Regions from separate parts of the Homo sapiens genome. Here region 1 is linked to region 2. Evidence: chromatin contacts called from ENCODE Hi-C or POLR2A ChIA-PET data. All regions are on one chromosome and are shown on one strand. Each heading gives the region's core, a stretch centred on a gene start or an enhancer-like site at or near the end of the contact. The rest is flanking DNA. Distances are from core to core; before and after follow the strand shown.

Region 1 (7,322 bases), core at 3,984-6,483, 99 kb after region 2:
AGTTTCCTTTTCCTCTCGGGCACATGGCTAAACTATATTTCTTAGCTCACCTGCAGTCAGATGAGACCATGAGACTAGGTTCTGGCTAATGGATTTGAGCAGTTGTAATAAGGGCCATTTTCAGGTCTGACTCCTTGCATGACCTTAACTTTTCTTCCTCGTTCATCATGGCCAGCTGAAAGCAGTAGATCCAGAAAAGGAGTTTCAGGCCTTACGTGTTAGCACCATCATTAGATCAAACAGTTGGGCTCCTGAATTCTCACATGGCAGTGAGCCATCTGGGATAACTATCTTCTGAGATACTTCTGGATGGGACTTTGTGTGATGAGGAAGTGAGCTTTAATTTTGTTAAGCTACTGAGATTTCAGGACTTATTTGTGACTTCAGCAACTACATTATGTACTCTGACTAATAGAGATGAATAAGATACAGATCCTGTCTTTAAGGAGTTACTATTTTGTGTGAGAGAAACATTTAAATAAATGATTATAAAACAATATGATCAATATAGCAAATGAAATGTATAATGTGCAATGCAAGTAGAGCAGGCAGTAAGAAAGGGATGCTAATGGTGACAGGCTTCCTGGAGAAATGCATCATTTTCTGTTTCTTGCAAATGTGGGCTTGGCTGCGGGAAAGTGGTTGTGGGTAGGGAGAAGGAGAGGGCAATAAGAAGGTTGGTGTGGCTGGAACAGAAGGGATAAGGTTGATCGTGGGTACAGAAGGGGCTGGAGAGGGAGGCAGGTGGCAGATGACAGAGGGTCTTACAATGCCATGCTGGGGACCTGGACTTTTTGAGTTGGGTCCCATTCCACATGCTGATGTGTGATGATGTAAGAAGCTTGTGCCAGAATGTAAATCAACGCTCTGCGTCTTTCCTTGAGTAAATCTTGAGATTAAAAAACAAAAGTCTACTAAACTTAAAGAGCAAGATAAGTGATGTGGTTTTTCATTCTGGCAGAAGCTTCTTATTTTGTTATGTCTGGAAACTATCCACTTGTCTAACGCCCATACTTTAAGTAGCATTGTTTTAGACAATTTATTCTGCTTGCTGTGGATGATGGGTATGAGGGGTATATATTCAGAAGCAGGGAGACCACTTAAGATGGATGCAGAAGCAATTCCAAGGAGAGACAATGAAGACCTAAACTAGAGCAAGGGTAGTGTTGGTGCACAAAAGGGAATGGATTTTGGAAATACTTAGTACAGGAGCAGGGCATGGAAAGAGAGAATTAAAAAATGAGTCCTAAGTTTCTTGATTGAGTGTTTGGATGGTTGGAGGTGCCTTTTACTGAAGAAGAGCCTATAAGAGGAAAAATACATGGACCTGGGGGTAGTCTAATGAATTAACTTTCAGTGCTGTTGAACATGAAGGGGCTGAGGGAGCTCCAGGTAGATGGTTGAGCAGCTAGTCAGAGCTGACTGTCCAGAGCTTGGGGTAAGAGCTCTGGGATGGAGGTCCAAATTTGCCAGTTATTATCATAGGAGTTATAGAAAACAGGAGTGTAACTATACAGGAGTATGAAAGACAGTGGCCCAGGATAAAACCCTGTAGCACACCAGAATTAAGGAGACAAAGATGTTATCAGATAGACCTGGCATTTCAATAAAGTGAGAGGTCCTGAGAGCCCTGAGAGCAGAGTTTTTAGAAATACTCAGCCAATGAATGCAGCAGCGAGGTCTAGCAAAATATCAAGGAAAACACCTCCACTGGAATTATAAATTAGGATGTCTTTGATGAAAACTGGGGCAGAGGAGTAGAAGGGGCAACTGCAACACTGTAGTGAAATTCGAAGAGATCCTTAAACCCTCAAGTAATCTAAGCAAGTCCCTATTTCTACCTCTGTAAGATAAGGAGTCAGACTAGATAAGCTCTAAGGTGCTTTCAGCTCTAACATTCTATAATAATAAATACTATTTTGAGCACCTTATGTATGGTAGGCACATAATTTTTATTAAAATTCTGTAAGACATTGGCATGCCATTTTTCTGGAGGCTGAAAGTGCTTAAATATCACGTTGAGGTTCATATAGCCAAGGAATTTCTGAGCTGAGAATTAATAACTAGATTTGTCTGAAACAAAACCCACGTTCTTTTCACTATCCTGCATTGTACAATGATTTTAAAGAGTGATAAGGTACAAGGTAGAATGTGAATTGAATTTGGTAGTAGATCATTTAGAAGAGCCATCCTTGCTATATTTTCACAGGCAATCTCCTTTAATAAAAGGCAGAATGTTCCTTTTGAGGAACATAAACCAAATTCAATGTGAGGCCTTTGAACTACTCAGATATTAGGTATATAAAAACGAACAGGATGATCAGCAAGTGACAGGGAAATGGGAAACTTTTACATAGGCAGAAAAAAATCAATAGTGCATAATAGTTTACAGAGGTGATATATTTTATAGTTAAGCATCTCTGAAGACGAGCTTAGTAGTTGATAAGTATAGAAACTCTTGGAGACATAATTCTCATTCAGTGCAGATAAGCTGATATCTGAAGCCAATTATCTGATATAATAAGAGCTCATGCTTCCTCAAGGTGTCTTCCTTTGAGTATGTGTTAAGAATGATTGTTTTCAAAGTTGGCCAGCTTATCAGGTGAATTTTCTACATCTTACCCAGAGATAAAAAGGGAGAAATATTTTGAGTATATAATACCTTTGAAGAACCGGTGGTGTTATTGCGCTTTTGATAACTGGATAAATAAGCACAGTCAAAATTTTTGGAAACTCTCTGACTTGAGTATTCAGACTTCTCATATATTATTTCTAGTGCAGATTCTGTCTGTTCAGTGGTCTTGCAGGTTCTTCCTATGCTCTCACACAAGTCCTATACAAGATAGTCTAACCTGTAAAGTGTTTTAGAGCTCACCAAATCCAAATTTTTAATTTTATAGTCCTAGAGGCCACTCAGCCCCATCCCCAGCTCATACCTGTCCTAGGGTCTCAGAGCAGCCCAGTCCCAAGGTGGAAGCAAAGTGAGGGGCTCAGGGGTTCTGTTCTCAGGCAAGCTGGCTTCAGTACTGCTCTGACCTCACTCTGTTTCTTGCTGGATTCTTGCTTTACCTTGATTCAGTGACAGAAGCTATTTTGTGACAATTCCAGGCCTAAGTCTCTGCCTTGACTTCTTGCTTGTTATCTCTGTTAGTCAGGCTAATCTAGGATTTAGTGCAGTAACAAACCAACCCTCAAATATCAGTGGCTTAACACATAAAGTTTATTTCTCACTCATGAGTCTGGCAGCACTGTAGGATAATTTTCTTTCAAGCAGTAACTTAAAGAGCTCAGTTTCGTGCATCCTGTAGCCACAGCATGTGGGCTTTCAGGTTACCTAGCAGAGGGAGAGTGAGCTGGAGGGTGAGCCTCATCTCTTAAGTGCTTTCACTTGGAAATGACACACATCATTTCTGCTCACTCCCCATTGGCTAGAACTAGTTTACGTGGCCTTTGCTAACTGCAAGGGGTTTTGGAAATTTAAGAAAGCACATAGATTTTGTTAAGCAATAAATATCTCTGGTATACTATGTAACTGTTTGGACTGCATGTTTATGTCCCTTTCAAATTTGTATGTTTAAGGCCTAACCCCTAGTGGGATGATATTAGGAGATGGAGCCTTTGGGAGGTGATTAGGTTATAAGGGTGGAGTCCTCACAATAGTATTAGTGACCTTATAAGAAGAGATAGGAGAAAGGTTGCTGCTTCTCTCTCTGCTCTCTGCCATGTGAGGACTCAGCAAAAAGATGGCCATCTGCAAACCAGGAAGAGGGCCCTCACCAGAACTGACCATGCTGGCACCTGATCTTGGACTTCCCAGCCTCTAGAACTTTGAGAAATACATTTCTGTTGTTTAATCCACCCATTTTTGTAATAGCAGCCCAAACTGACTAACACAACAACATAGGGCTTTGTAATTGGTTCTTGCTCTGTTTTAATTTGGTGATTGGAGCTCTTACTTGCCAACAGCCTGCTGAGTCCTGATTTAATTTTCTGCTTTGTATTCCGCATCGGGTTTATAATTTTGCCTCACCTCTTTCAGGGATGGGATCTTAGTTCATTTGTTCTGCTATTAATGAATATCTGAGGCTGGGTAATTCATAAATAATAGAGATTTATTTGGCTCGTGGCTCTGCAGCCTGTCATGGCATAAGCATCTGTTTCTGGTGAGGGCCTCAGGAAGCTTCCACTCATGGGGGAAGGCAAAAAGAAGTAGGCATTACCTGCTCTTTTCAACAACCAGTTCTTATGGAAACTAATAGAGCAAGAACTCATTGACTACTGTGAGGATGGCACCAAGCCATTCATGAGGGATCCATCCTCATGACCCAAACACCTCCTACCAAGCCCTATCTCTAACACTGGGGATCAGACTTCACCATGAGTCTTGGTAGGGGCAAACAAACTATATTCAGACCACAGAAGATGGGTATCAGACTTCAGCCTACAGGCAGCCTTCTCCAACTGCTGCCCTGCCAGTGAGTGCTATTCGGAGCCCCTTCACCCACTATGCATACATGAAGGTTATGCCAACATCAACTGGTGGCTTACAACAGCAGGAGTTCTCAAAAGGTGGTGAGGGAAGTAGCCATAGCCCTTTAATTGGGATAGGAGGTATAGTTTGAAAAAGCCCAGATGACTGCGATAGAGCCTCTTCCCCACAGTCCCCACTGGGAACTGGTCCCAACCCAACTCTGTCTGACTCACATGTTCCTTCAGGACAGCAAGAGGAGGGGTTTTGAGGCTATTTCTGTTCTATTTTGAGTAGGTAAACAGGTGCTTCCAGAAAGGCTGTCTGTGCTTTTGATTCCGAAAATAGGCATCTCAGTAGTATCAGATAGCAAAAAGTAGGCGAGGCAGTGATTTTGGAAAGAAACTACTGTAGCTGTTTGTTTTGTCGCCTGACCCTACCCATGGCACCACCCAGTCCTATAAACAGATGGCTCCTCCTCTGGAGCAGCCAGGATCCAGCTTCTCAGGGGTCACTTGAGCAGCCACACACTGCATTCCTTCCTCCTTCTGCAACAGAATGGGATCAGGCCAATGAGAGATTATCCAGGTTTTCCTCCTTTTTTTTTCCTTTCTTAAAAAAACTTGTAATAAGCTGACTTTGTACAGTGGAATGTTCTTTGTGGCTTATGAAGAAATAAACAGTAGTCTTGGTGGCTCTTAGGAATATATGCGGTGGGGCTTAAGACTCTTGAGAACGTTGCCAGTCCCAGTGACTGCTCTGAGATGAGGTCACATGAGTTGTCTCCCTGAGTAACAAAAGGTGGGATTCACATGACTGGGCTGACCCCAGTTGGCTGATTATTCAGTTCAGACAGAGCTAAAGAAAACCAGTTGCCCACTGGCCTTTCAACTCTGCTTCTTTCCTGTTATTTCTTCAGCCATTTATAGTCTAGTGTCTGGAGAGAGCTGGTCCAAAGTTTGGCAGGACTTGAAACAGATAAATCATTTGCAGACCAGTAAGGGCCTTACAGCTTTACTAGGAAAGGAAAAAATGGAAGCTTGGATTGAGGTGTGCTGATGTCTCCTTTTACTGGCTCAGAGTGTTTTCATTTTAACCCCCATTGAGGCCAAGCACAATTCCAGAATCACATTCTGCGCCTTTGCTGGGTAAATACTCCGTTACACACTTGGTGGGCAGGATCTAAGAATTCCCTGCAGGCAAATGAATATGAACTGGACACAGTAGGAGATATTGCAGTGCTGTGAGTGAAGTGCACCACGACGTTTTTCTCAGGGCTGTGCCAATACCTGCCAGGTTGTGAGAAGTTCACAGTCATGTTACTGTTCATCTTGCATCTGCTTAGAATTGACCTTCCTAAATCTCAGTTCCAGATTCTTTTATTTTCTTTCAACTTTTAGAATCAGAGGGTACATGTACAGATGTGTTACATGGGTATGTTGAGTGATGTCGAGGTTTGGAGTATGATTGAATCAGTCAATCAGTCACCCAGGTGGTGGTGAGCGTAGTACCCTGTAGATTTACTAGCTTCTGTGCTTGTATGGGGTCACCTACTCAAAGAGGGCTTTGTTTTCACTTTTAAATGTAAACCAGATAATTTAGGTTACATATGATAGAAAAAAAGAGGCAAGAAAATAAAACCCTGTAAGTCATTTCCTATGTTTTCTCCACCACACATCTAATAAGTTATCAATTCCTCCTGATTATGCCTTTCACACATCCCTCTAATATATCATATGCTCACTTAGGTTAAGGTTTAGGGTAGGTTAAGGCTCCACTATGTCCCAACTGGAATATTTCAATAGCATCCTGACTGGTCTTGCTACCTCCAATCCTAATTTACCTTTGTTGTTTTTTTTATCCTTCTAGTGGAATGACATTTCAGAACACAAAAATGACCATGTCACAGCCCTGTGTATAAGTTTTCAATGGCTTTTGATCACCTGTGGAATGAATTCCAACCCTTTGTCTTAGTACATAAAGCTTGTCACAATGTGGCTGCTGGTTTTCCTCTCCGTTCTCCTGCCTCTCCACACTCCGGCATGCACCGTTCTCCAGGTCTGTGTGGAGACCAGGCTGTCTCATGCTCATCTGTGTCTCTGCTCCTCCCCATATGTTTCTACCAATGACTCTCACCTCTTCATCGTGCAAACTCTGATTAATCTTTCAGCATTCAGCCCAGACAATACCTCCCCTAGGGAAACTTTGTAGATCCATCTCCTCAGGTGGGCTGGAGACCCTGTATCTGGGCTCTAGTAGTATGTGTCACACTGAATTGTAATTTTTAACTTGCTGAGAATCTCCATGTAGACTCTGAACCTCTTGAAAGTAGAAACTGTATCTTATTTGACTTTGCCTGTGTCATTTGTGGCTCTGTTTTTGGACCCTTTATTCTGTTCTATTGCTAAATATGGCTGTATTTATGCCAATATCACACTTTATTTAAGATACTATTACTGTCTGAATAACTGTAGCTTTATAGTAATTCTTGAAAGCAGATAGGATAAGTGCCACAACTTTGTTCTTTTTTTCAAGGTTGATATGACTATGTACAACTTTTATATTATCCTATACATTTAGAATCAGCTTGTCAATTTTGACAAACAAAACCTCGTTGGGATTTTGATTGGGATTGCATTTAACCTATAGGTCAATATGGAGAGAGTTGACATCTTAATAATATTGAGTCTTCTGATCCAGGAACACAGTGTATCTCTCCATTTATCTAGGTCACCTTTTATTCTCTCAGTAATGTTTTATAGTTTACATTAGGCAGGCCTTGCACATATTTTGTCACTTAAAATTAACACTTGAACATGCAAAAACTCAAACTTAGGAAACAGAGAAATTGGGA
Region 2 (6,896 bases), core at 1,518-4,017:
ATACCCCTCACTCCCAACCTTCCTGCCAGAGATGAGCACATCTTCATTTTCACCTGCAGACCTGTTCCAATTTAAGAAGCTAATGAGCACTTCCCTTTCCTTCAGGACTAAGGCAAGTACTAATCTAGCTGATTTCTGTCATTTGAACTTTAGTGAGAATAAAAAGTCGGGGACAGGTTTGGCTCTGGGGAGGGAAGGGAAGACATGGATGTGTGATAGGTGGGTAAGAGAGGGAGACCTCCAAACGAGGCCTGGAAGACAGACTGAAATGCATCCCACATTAGTGGCATGTGTCTCCATCCACTCCAGGAGTCCTCTGAAACCACAGAGGAGTGAGCATTATTGTCAACGATGATTAAATGATTGACCCCTCACAGATTAAATGCATGGTTTATCTAGATGTTTCTCTATAGGCACAGTTAATTAAGAGGGAACGGGATGTCATATCGGGAGGCATAAAGACTGGGCAGGAAGTGGGTGTGTGGGGAAAAGGAGGCAGTTAGTTCACAGCATGCCCCCGGTAATGGAGACTGGGGTTGGGGAAGGGGCTACATACCGTGTGTGTGAATTTACCACTTTGCCTAGCTCAACCTTGGTCAACATTCAAGAGTAAACTTTTGGGGAGCAGACCTGCCTCAGGGGTCATCCGATGTGGTCCTTTTTATTATTTCATTGGCTTCACATGATTACCCTGGGAGAGAGGAAATTTCCTTACAGATGACAAAATCAGGGCTGAAAGACGAAGTGGCTCCCTGCAGGGCTCAGCAGGGTAAGAAGTCCTGTCTGTCTCTGTCTCAGATCTGTGGCCCTTCTCTGTGCCCACTCCTACATGCCCACCGTGGAGGCCCACCCCTTCTGTCCTCAGCTCCTGCAGATGCACAGGGGCCCTTACTGGCTCCCACTGTGTGTGCCTTCCCGACTGCTCACATGTTCCGCCCAGACCCCAGGAGAAAGACCTCACTGCCAACTCTTCTGCACTGCAGGTGCCTTCTGCAGTGCTTAGAGATTCTGAACATATTTCCTTCTCAAGTAAACCATGCTGGACTTTTTGGATAAACTTAGTGATTTTAAAATGATTAAATAGGTAACTGCTGGGAGAGATCTGGAAGCATTCTTCTAAGGTGTTGATAAAATGTAAATATATTTTTAGAACAATCTTAGAGCTTATGCTAAAGATGAACTATGTAAGAAAGTTACCTTCTTCAGCCACTTGTAAATAGCAGTGTGGACCAATGCTTTGGATCCTCTTCCACAGGAGAGGAGACAAGATTGGAGGAACCAAAGAACCATGGAATTAGGGACAAATGGCTCAGAACAGTGCTCTGCAGACACATGCATCTGTACTTTGCTTCCCAGAAGCCAAATGAAACTGTTGGAGCTTGGTGGGCTCCAGGCCTCAGGGGGAAGACCACCCTAGGCTTTATCTTTTCCTCTGCCCTTCCTGCCTGCTGTTAGCCTCTCCTCTGGACCAAAACTCCCTTTAAGGGGAAAACCTCCTCTTTGAAGCCCACAAGATACGGTGAGGATTACTGCCTTTTTCTGATTTCCAACGTGGGTTTTTCATTAAGCAAAGAACAATTAGAAAACCCACACATAACATAGGGTATTCAGTAAGTTCAGGAAAGTGTTTTCCACCATCTCTTTGCCCCCATTCCCTCCCCAGCGCTTGGCTCAAGGTCTGGAGCTTGAATCTGCATCGTCTTCCTAGGTGCTTGCCTGAGGTGAGTGGTCAGCGGGTGCTGGCTTGGGGGCAGCTGGCAGGGCGTATGCTGCGGGTAGGAACCCAGGGAACACTGGGCGCCTTAGCTTGGAGCAGCTGGCTCCGAGGAATTGTTCCACGTCTGCACAACTTAAAAATCTGCAGTTTGGGGGCGGGAGGGGGAGCGCGGGGGTGGGTCCCGAAGCGTCCCATTTCTCCTCCTGGCTGTTAACTGAGCGCTCTCGCTCAGTGCAGCGAGGCCAGCGATGCCTTCTGGACCACACGCTGTCCTCGCCGAGGTCCTGGTTTGTTCCTCAACGTCGGCTGAAGGCATCGTCCCCTGACTTCCTCTTCCATTCGTCCTTCCGAAAGGGGACCCGACTGGTTCCTCTTCTACATATGAGGCGCATCTGCTTGGTGCAAATGTCCAAGCACCTCTTCTGACTCGGTGAGTGGAGGAATAAGACAAAGCATCTTGTTCTGCACTGTGCCTGAGTCTTCAGGCAGCGGGACCGATGGCAAACATTGGCAGGAACTGGAGCTATATGTACTCTCCTTCGCACTTTGTTTTAAAACAAGTTTGGGCCTCGCGATTTCCTGAGGAAATCCAGGCAAATTAGCAAAGTGTCGCTTGGGCCGCGACTTTAGAAAGGCGGTTGCCCCAGCCGCCGGGGCCGCGGGGGAGGTCATCTTTTTCCCGCAGGGCCACGGCGCTTCCGGCCCAGGAGGGCGCGCAGGTGGGAGGCGCGGGGCGCGCTCCTGGTCCCACCCGGACAGCGCCTGCCGCTCCGGGGTGACTCTGCACTTGGGCCTGGGCGGGGGCGCGCGGCCGGCAGGGCAGCATCTAGGTCTATGGGTCTGTCCGCCTGTCTGGCGGTCGGAGCCCCGCAGTCCTCAGCCGCCCGCGCCCTCGGCCCGGGGCGCCCGGCTGCGGGCCCGAAGCGAGGGGCTGGCGGAGCTGCGACCAATGGGGCGGCGGCCGAGCGGCGGGCCCCGCCCCGTCCCGTCCGGCCCCGCCCCGCCCGCAGCTCCCGGGAGCCTCGCTCTAGCGGGGCGGGACCGACGGACAGACCGGCCGACGCGGGCCACCCCGCTCTCCTCGCCGCCGCGGCGGCAGGCGCGGGGCCGCGCCGCGAGGCCTGATCCCTGCAGCGCGGGCAGGCGGCGTCGCAGAGCGGAGCTAGCTGGATGCGTCCGGACTCCTGCAGGTACCTGGCTGGCGTCCCCACCTCCCTGCGCGCTCCGGAGACTTCTCCGGGCGACCCTGCAACTTTACCGCGCCTTCCCCCACCTTTTGCTGCCCCAGTCTCCTGTGGTCCAGGTCGCGGGTGCACGACCCCGAGGGTCTACGGCCGCAGAGCACTTTCCGTCCTTCTGGGCGTCTGGCCCGCGGCGCCCGCATCCTCTGGTCCCCAGAGCCCGCCGTCGCTGGAGCCCTAAGGCTCCGCCTGTTGCGTGAACTGCGGGCTGTTGAAGCGGTGGCTGGGTTGATTTGAAAGCCTCGGGGAAGGTATTTAGGATCAGCTTTCGGGGAGTGGGGTGGGCTATGGTCAGGGGGAGGACCACCTGGAGGCGGGAGAATCGATGAGCCGAAGAAAGGCGGCACCTCGCGTAGGGGCATCCCCGGGGCGTTTCCTTGGCCGGGAAGCCGTTCCTTCCCTTCCTCGAGAGGAGGCGCTTTCCTGGCGCTTGTAAATGCTTCCCGGGCCGTCTGCTCCGCCTTCTTTGTCATTCCTCCCCTCCCCTTTGCCCTGCAGCTGTGCTAGGCGCCCCGCGACAGTTGCAGGGAAGAGCGAACCCAGGGCCCTTGCTCTCGTGCAGCGCTGCGCCCTGGGTGGGGACGGCGTGAGGCTTGCAGCGCAGGTGTGGAGTCACTTGCGGACTCTGCGTTTGGATCAGTGGCAGTGGTGGGGAAGGGTCACCCCGGGGTCAGGAACTCCTCTTTTTTTTTTCGCGCCTTTCTGGGTGGCTGCCCGACCTCCTGAGGCACCTTGGCTAGCAAGCGAGCCAGTCTTGCCGGCAGGGGCCGCGGCGAGCCTGGCTGGGCGCCTTTCGCATTGCAGGGCTTGTCCTGCACCCCCAACCCCGCTCTGTCCCTTCTCGTTCATTTGGAGAAAGGAGCACCTTTTGCATTCTTGATGTCTCCCCCCGGTTTTGTCTGGGGAGACCGAGCCGAAAGCTTCACTCGGGTGGCCCGCAGCAGGGGCAGAGGACAGCAAAGAGCTACCTCCACCTGCCAAAATGACCCAGGGGCCCTGGTTTGGTGCCAAGGCGTGAAGTGGGGGGAGGGGCGGTAGGTGTTCCTTACGTTCCTGCCGGAGAGTAGCTTTGTGGTTGGCCCGGAGCCTTCGTTCGGGTTTTTTGTCTTTCACCCTACCCTCTGAAAATACTGGAGCAGATGAGTACAAACAGTTCAGAAGCCTTTCCTGTTTCTTTCCCTGTATTTACTCAAGCGATTTGCGTAACCATTCACTTGGAACTGTGTAAGTCACTCCTAGTTGCCCCCCTTCTTAGACTATTTGCAAATACCTGCCCAGGTAAACAGGAAGCACGCACCTATCTCTTAGCTGAAGGCATATGCCCTCGTGCTTTGTCTTCCCTGCATATCTGGAGCCGAAGAGGTGGCTTTGATTCTCTAGCTGAACTTGGTGTAATGTGCAGGCTCCACTTCTTACCTGGGTGGTGACCTTCTTGAGGAGATTGACTCGTTCAGTATGCATTTCCAACCAGCCCGCCATGGGCCAGGCCCCAGGATGCACTCGGGGACAGACAGCAAATGGATGATATAATTTCTGCACCCAGTCTAGTCTGTTCTTTCTTTCTCACCAGCTTCCCTTCTTCTCTTGTTCTAATATTATGTTTGTCGTTTCTGAACTAGGAATTGTCAATATTGGGATCCGGAGAAGGTCATATGAAGGTGCCATAGAACTCTGAATCCAAAGCATGTTGTGAATATACTAAGGAGACTTGCGGGATCAGTATTAATTGAATCTTTTGTCTGACCCATAATTGCCTGAATAGAGCCATTGATGAATGCAGCTACGCTAAGGTTTTGCTGGTCAAGTGTATGAGGGCAAATTGGGAGGTCAGAAGCAGTCTTTGTTCTGTTCTGAAATATTATAATATTAAAAATCCAAAGCTCTGGAGCTTGAGTTTGCCAGCAAAGCACCAACTGAGTATCATCATCTTCTTTTAAGAAGGAAGGGGGAGAGTGGGAACTGCAGCTCCCTCCTGTCTTCAGTGGGTTTTGCCCTTCACTGTAATTCTTCACAGACGTGCATCCCTCTGTTCTACCACCCATCTCAATCTGCCCTGTGTCTGGCATTTGCCATTGGAATGTGTGTCAGCTTTGAGAGAGTAGGCACCACAGGGTTTTCCTCCTCCTTTTCCTTCTATTTTTTAATAGATAACATTTATTAGCTGCATACTATATATCAGATACTCTGCTAGGCACTTTTCCAGGCATTATCTCATTTAATTCCCATAACAACTGCATGAGGATGTGATGCTTGCTTTCTTCACTGCAGTATTGCTGTGGGAGCCAGCAGTAGATGGAACCCCCCAGGTGCATGTTGAGTCAGATGGGAGGCCAGTGGGAAATGGTGGGCCTGAGGTCTCACTAGGAGGAAGGACGACTCTGCAGGGTATGTTGAAGCAGAGAAGGTGGGTGTGTTTATTGACTCTGCTTATCAGGTGTCAGGAAAGTGCATCTTCCAGAGTGCCACCTGTGTGAAATACCCACAAAGAAACATCATAGAGAAGAGAATAGGATGTGGGGACCCAGTTTCCAGCTGTGATATCTATTTCTTTATGGCTCCTTGACTTGACATGTCATTTTGCTAATCTGGGTCTTGGTCTGTTTAGCTGCACTGACCTAGATCTCTAATATTTGTTGTTACGCTGTACTAGGCACTAAAAGCTAAAAGCTTTTACATGTATGAACTCACTTCATCCTGATGACAATCTTAGGATGGTAGGTTCTATTATCACCGTATTTTACAGGAGGAAAGAGAGACAAACTGAGTAACTTGTACAAGGTCACCCAGCCCGGAAAAGGTGAAGCTAGGATTCTATCCCTTGCAGTCTGACTGCAGAGCCACTGTGAGATTCAGTTTTCCTCATTTATTCCTACAGTTCCAACACTGTTCCCTGTGCTTAGTGGGATCTCGGACTACATTTGTTGAACAGTGACAGAGGGGGCTTACAGTTACCAAGTGACTTTTGGGTCCCATGTCTCAGCCTTAAAAGGAATCTCAAAGACTGCGTTAGCAAAATATTATTTTTGCCTTTGACAAAATGGTCTGCTTTTCGGTGAAATTCTGCCCAGCTGGTTAGGAAAAAAGGAAGATAAACCATAAAGATCATGGGCCAGGGAAACATTATGGTGAGTTTCAGAAAATGTGTTTATCAATATAAGAAATTCAGAAAAACCACAGAACACTTTGTACTCCGACGCAAATTTGTCAAGTAAATCAACCAGTGACCAATTCACAAGTGCTTATTGTATGGGTGCTAAGTGCCCAGTACTACAGGCAATGAAGGTAGGCAGAATCTATGACATGGTCTCTGAGCTTGAACTTATAGTGGATCTGGAGACTCCAGATCAGTGAGACAAGATAGAACAATACAAGATGCTAAATGTTTAAGTCCTGATAAAAATCACAATGACTCGGTCACATTTGTATAACCTATTGTGGTTTGTAGGAACTTTCACATGGGATATCTCATTCCAGTCCTCAGAGCAACTGAGAGTTATAAGCTATAGGTGGGACAGAAGTTAGGAAGCCCATATTGCTGATGAAGAAATTAAGGCAAACTGAGCCTTGAACTTGGACACAGTCAGGGGTCTTCTGACTTTAAGTCCAGCATCTTTCTGCCTCACTTCTCTCTGGAGCTAGAGAGCAGAACAGGAGGGAGTGAGCTATCGAGAGTCCTTGGGGAGTGGGGAACTGAGTTTGAATTTCATCCTGGACCTGGCCTTTGCTTGCTGGTCTTGACTACTGTGGGTGCTTATTGGAGGCAGGGGATGGGGAGTAAGTACAAGCTGGGGAGGAGGAGAAAGAGGAGAAGAGTGTTGTTGTTTTATTGTTTCAGGGGCCTGCTGTTTTGTGAAGCCTGGAGTGAATACTCAATTATCATGAACATAATAACAAGGCTTAAAATGTACAACAAAATGTAGAAACTGATTTAGAATTTT

The links. A loop is a pair of places that touch in the nucleus more often than their neighbours do. ChIA-PET counts read pairs that join two places held with the same protein, here RNA polymerase II (POLR2A). Pooled maps may share reads with other maps.
Region 1: a loop to region 2 is called in a map of ascending aorta, with 6 times the contacts of the local background. The contact joins the enhancer-like site here to the promoter of KCNS3 in region 2. A Hi-C loop is called at or near these places in 12 of 168 maps with a recorded cell type or tissue (IMR-90, PC-9, aorta and 6 more) and 12 of 50 pooled maps. POLR2A ChIA-PET finds 5 or more read pairs at or near these places in 2 of 52 experiments (A673 and GM12878).

Annotation. Positions count from the first base shown.
Region 1 is chr2:17,972,263-17,979,584 of GRCh38, forward strand. No RefSeq gene overlaps it. Among named protein-coding and RNA genes, the nearest start is that of KCNS3, 97 kb to the left of the region's middle. Within about 2 kb of position 5,234, at least 11 of the 41 ENCODE cell types and tissues checked have a DNase peak (open chromatin) inside an H3K27ac peak, as active enhancers do; they include IMR-90, PC-9, ascending aorta and 2 more, where a contact is called at or near this core.
Region 2 is chr2:17,875,900-17,882,795 of GRCh38, forward strand. KCNS3 (potassium voltage-gated channel modifier subfamily S member 3) reads left to right here and starts at 2,768. Exons shown (of 3, transcript NM_002252.5): 1 at 2,768-2,907. LOC124907737 (a long non-coding RNA gene) reads right to left here and starts at 663. Exons shown (of 2, transcript XR_007086226.1): 1 at 1-663. RefSeq lists silencers at 2,379-2,538, 2,549-2,748, 2,839-2,888.